2 separate regions of the Homo sapiens genome follow, and region 1 is linked to region 2. Evidence: read pairs that join two places in POLR2A ChIA-PET (ENCODE). Cell type or tissue: Panc1. All regions are shown on one strand.

Region 1 (2,500 bases), 290 kb before region 2:
GCCTCAGCCTCCTGAGTAGGTGGGACTACAGGCACGTGCCACCATGCCAAGCTAATTTTTGTATTTTTAGTAGAGACAGGGTTTCACCATGTTGGCCAGGCTGGTCTCAAACTCCTGACCTCAGGTGATCCACCCGCCTCAGCCTCCCAAAGTGCTGGGATTATAGGTGTGAGCCACTGCACCTGGTTTTTATAAGCTCTTACTCCTATCTCTCTTTCTCTTTGGTACTCTTGGGTGTCTCATCCCTGGTATCCTTAAGGAGTGAGAGTCTAGACAGCACTTCCCTAAAGGTAAAGCAAATACAATTCGCTCTAGCTTTTTGCGTTCTCCTCTTCCCACTGACCTGTCCCTTGGAGACTGCCCTGAAATTCAAATTTTAAGTGTGACATGGAGGAAAAAAAGAAGTAGGCTATTTGATTTGCTTTTGTTCCAGACCCTAGGCTACCTCTACAAGTGCTTAATATGGTCTAGTTTAGTTCCTCATGTTTTACAGTAGGGTCTGGGACTAAAAATTTAGAGTAGAAAAGAATTTTTTAGTCACCTTGAAGAGAAATCTGGCAAAATCTGATGAAACTGTAAATATGCATTCCTTATGTTCCAGCAATTCTATCTCCTGGGATATACCCTAGAGAAACTCTCACACATGTGCACAAAGAGACATATGAAGATGTTCATTATCATATTGTTTGTAATATTAAAATTTGGAAATGGTTGTCCATCAAGATAGGAATAGATAAAGAATATATACTATGTGATATATTTGTAAAATAAAATACTGCATGGCAATGAAAAGGAGTGAGCTATATTTACCTATACTACTAGATCTAAAGTAACTAAAAAGTATTAAAAGAAAAAGGTAAGTTACAGAATGATAGGTATAGTATGATACTAGTTATAATCATTTAGAAATACAAAAAGGGACTGTAAACCCATCACTTCATTTTGGAAGCAAATAACCATTCTTTCTTTTACAATGCTTAACTTTCTTAAACAGTGCTTACTTAAGAATTCCAGGAACTAGCCATGAGATAAAAATCAAGGATGTGAAATGTCCCCTGGAGAAGAAAAATACTGAGCAGTTAATCTACAAACCTGTTTCAGTCTAGCTGACCACTAGATGGCCCGTTACTCAAGATAATAATCAGAACAAGACATGCTGACCTGTACGTAGCTAACTCTTGCACACAGTTTTCCAAGCCCCTTCCTCTTTAAAATCCCTCTGGCCAGCCTAGGGCATTTGGGATAGTTTCCTGACTCTAGTCTGCCATCTCCTTGGGTTGCTGGCTCCTGAATTAACCTGCTTTTCCTCCCACCAACCTTAGTCTCTTGAGTTTGGCATTTGAGCAGTGAGCAGCCAAACTGGAGTTAAGTTACAGCTATATGATTTCATGTATATATATACTATATAAAATATTAAAAATGTTCTGGAAAGATGCATAAACTCATGATAGTGAATGCCCTTGGGGGAAAGAAACAGAAATAAGATGGAGGCTTGTAGTTAAAGAGAAAAGTTCAATATCCACAATGTTCTTTAAAAAAAAAAAAAGACGAATATAAAAAATGTTCATCATCATCAATTTTGGGTTTTGCTAATATGAATGATATTCGTACTTTAAAAAATCTGCTTTGTATTTCTCAAGAAAAGTTTGAGGGTATTTAGGTGCTGGACATTTTCTTCTATGTCTATTATTTCTTTCAAGGAACTCATGGAGTTGGGTGTATGTTTCAGTCTTGCCCCAAACTCTTGAAAGGCTCTGAGTGTTTACTGAGAGGCTGTTGTACCTTCCTGTGGGGCTTTCTGCTCTCCAGGCATCTATTTCCCAGGTCCTGCTGTGTCAGTTTCCAGTCTTCATTGACACTCACTCCCACTCCTGCATCCTGGGTTATCCTCTGGTTGGTGTGCTGCAGGGGTCTATGAGCCTTTTATTTATTTTTTTATATTTTTATTGTTTTATTAAAGACAGGGTCTCCCTATGTTACCCAGTCTGGTCTGGAACTCCTCTGCTCAAGCCATCCTCCTGCTTCAGCCTCCCAAAGTGCTAGGATTATAGGTGTGAGCCACTGTATCTGGCCCTGTGTGTCTTTTGAAGTGTGTCACCCACACATGGTCAGACCTAATCCTAAGGTATAATCTATGGAACTTGGTAGCTGATCAGAGGTAAAGCCAAAAGGAAAGGAAGGAATCAAAAACCAACTGATGATTCTGACTTGATCCATGGGGGACAAAGGGCAGGGTATTGTTGTGCACTGAGTAAAGAAACAGAAGTGTATTTGAGGAAGAAAATAATGAATTTGGCACATATTGTGCTTGAAGGATCTTTGGCTTCCGGAAACCTAGAAATATGGATCTAGGACATTTCCTAACTTCTTAGGAAAGAAGTTAGGCCTTGAGACATTGATTAGGGGGCCATTGGCCTAGATGTTATGGAAATCATGGGCAATAATGAGACTGTACCAGGGGAGATTACAGAAAATAAGAGGGCCAAAGATAAAATTCTGG
Region 2 (2,500 bases):
GTGCATTTTTTTTTACCCCCACACAATTATCCTATATTTATAATTGTCTGTTCTGACTTTCTGTTTTTTCTCAACATTATATCGTAAGTATTTTTCTCATGTTATTAAGGATTCTTTTTAAATTTAATTTTTAAAAGTTTTAAAAGCATACTATACCTAAGTAGATAAATGTTTATTCTAATTTAAATCTTTTATTCCAATAGTCCTAGGGATTAAAAAATGAAATAATGCTTTTTATTTATTAACAAAAAGGCTGAGAGAAACAGGATTTGCCCAAGATCACCCCCAAAGAACCAAGACTGGGGCTCCCCAGGGCTGTAGTTTGCATCCATAAATACAGAGAGAATAATGTTTATAATCTTGGGTATAAAAACTTCTGGTGAAAAGGTTGATCAAATGCTAGCTGTATTTCTCCCCCTTCCATGGCTTTCTACTGAGTCTCTCTCTCCTACAGGACCCTACTTTGCTCCATAATTAAGCAGCAAAGTATTTCAAGAGCTGTTCAGATTCTAGAAACTCATAGCAGATGAAATCGACAGATAAGTCAGATATCGAATATAGACATTAAAAGATCTGGGCACTAGGCTGTACCCTGTTATTGTCAGTGGCTCTTTAGTCCTTAAACAAGGGTCTTGCCTCCTACTTTTTTTTTGTTATGGTAGAAATAAATGCCCACCCGAGTTTTCATCACTCACTATTATTCTATCTTTGGTGTGCCTGTACCATGTTCCCTTAACAATCCTCAATTATGAAACATTTAGGCAGTTTATAAACAATACTGCAATGAACAACCTAGTGCATACTTTTTTTGTGTGTTCTTCTTTTATTATTTCCTAGAAGTGAGCCCTAGAAATGGAGTTCCTGAGTCAAAATGACACATTTTATAGCTTTTTCTTGTTAAAAAAAAAATTCAGTGACACTTGTGAAAACACGGTAAGGAAGTCTTTATTCAGGAACATTGCCTTGGGCATAGGGACCACTGCAACAGGGTCCTACAGTGAGGGAGAGAGTTTGGGCTCAACTCCTAATACAGCATGGGCGAGTGGGAATTGATAGCTGCAGAGCAGGGTAGGGGTCAGCGGATGGAAAATTACTAAGAGGAAGCTCAGGAATAAGGGATATTCTTGCTAAACCGACCTAACAAAATTATTGATGAAGACAAACCAGGGTGATTCAAACATCAGTGGGGGCATGGTGGAGGATGAGGAGCCTGATCAGATATCAAGGATGAGGGGTTCTGGCTAAACAGACTTAGCAGGATTCTTTTGCTAAAACTGGATTTTACAAGGAAGTGCACAGGTAGGCCTAGGAGAAGGTTCAGAAGCCTGGCTAAAGTTTGGCCAAGCAAATAATCTGTGTCATGCTAAATTTTGCCAAATTTCTGCTCATAAAGGTTACAGTAGTCCTTATTCCTACCAGCCATCCGTGAGAATGGCAGCATTCTTCAGGAGCATCTGAAGCTGGTTATAAAAAGCTCAGCTGTCCTTTTATAGAATAGAGTACAGCGACCATTTTCCTGAAACGTTACATTTCATTCATTCATTTGGCAAATACACTTGCACAATTCAGCAGCAATAAAGCATAACAAGTTAAGATCCCAGGCCGAAGAAGTGGAGAGAACTTGGTTCTCCTTCTGGTTTATGTTTTGCACTTGCCCTAAGACCTTGAGGACATCACCTCACTGAGTTTCATTTTTCTCAGCTATACAGTTAGGGCTTCAATACCCACTTCACAGAATTCTACAAAGTACCTAACACAATGCTTGGCCAGTGCAATCATGTGGATGCTGGGAATTTGTATTATCTCATCTGACTCCAAAGAGCCCTGGAAAGGAAGCAGGTAGGGACAGATCCTTCCCATTTCATGGACTCAGAGAAGAAACGGCCATGTTTCTTGGTGTCCTGAGCTTCACTTCAGGAACTGGTAGTCCAAAGGAACTGTATCGTTCAGAACGGAGGTAAAACAGGCTTTTGTGGGCTAGCCTGTATCCATCCCCCTCCCACCTCCCCTCCCACCACAGTACCTGTTTCTCTTGGAAGGCAAGTTCCCAGTTCCAGTGGCAGCCAGAATTCTTTCTATGCTCTTTTAGAAGGTGGGAGATGCCTGCCTAGACTGTTCAGTGGTCTTAAAAAAGAGACCATAAAATTCATGGTTGCATAAAATATAGTTTTCATAGATTTAAATTGCATTTTAAATGCACTAAGGCTTCATCTTTGAGCTTTTCAGAAATGTGGGATTTCAGACTCCATCTTTAGGGTTGCCTTATTTAGCAAATAAAAAACAGTGTGCCAGTTAAGCATGAGTATGGCCCTTGGAATGTTTGGGGCATAATTATACCAAGACATCTTATTGTCTTTCTGACATTTAGATTTAACTGGGCATCTCATGTTTTATCTGGCAACCCTACCCACCTTGGGTCTACTGAATCCAAATCTGGATTTTCACAAGATCCCCATGGAATTCGTGTGCGAATTCAAGTGTGAGAAGCATTGCATTGGGA

The links. ChIA-PET counts read pairs that join two places held together with the same protein. Peaks named below come from ENCODE experiments on the same cell type or tissue, not always from the same donor. Only the 100,000 strongest peaks of a DNase experiment are listed, where the experiment ranks them.
Region 1: POLR2A ChIA-PET joins it to region 2 with 5 read pairs; 1 of 35 experiments calls an interaction of 5 or more read pairs at or near these places.

The regions. Positions count from the first base shown.
Region 1 is chr9:120,984,834-120,987,333 of GRCh38, forward strand. The region is part of intron 25 of C5 (complement C5); the gene reads right to left. Among named protein-coding and RNA genes, the nearest start is that of C5-OT1, 33 kb to the left of the region's middle. In Panc1, CTCF peaks have their summits at 1,121 (motif pointing right) and 1,338; a DNase peak (open chromatin) is centred at 1,148.
Region 2 is chr9:121,273,611-121,276,110 of GRCh38, forward strand. All of the region lies in intron 1 of GSN (gelsolin), which reads left to right. Among named protein-coding and RNA genes, the nearest start is that of GSN, 6.7 kb to the left of the region's middle. In Panc1, no CTCF peak of the experiment used is centred here; no DNase peak of the experiment used is centred here; H3K27ac peaks cover 2,012 bases.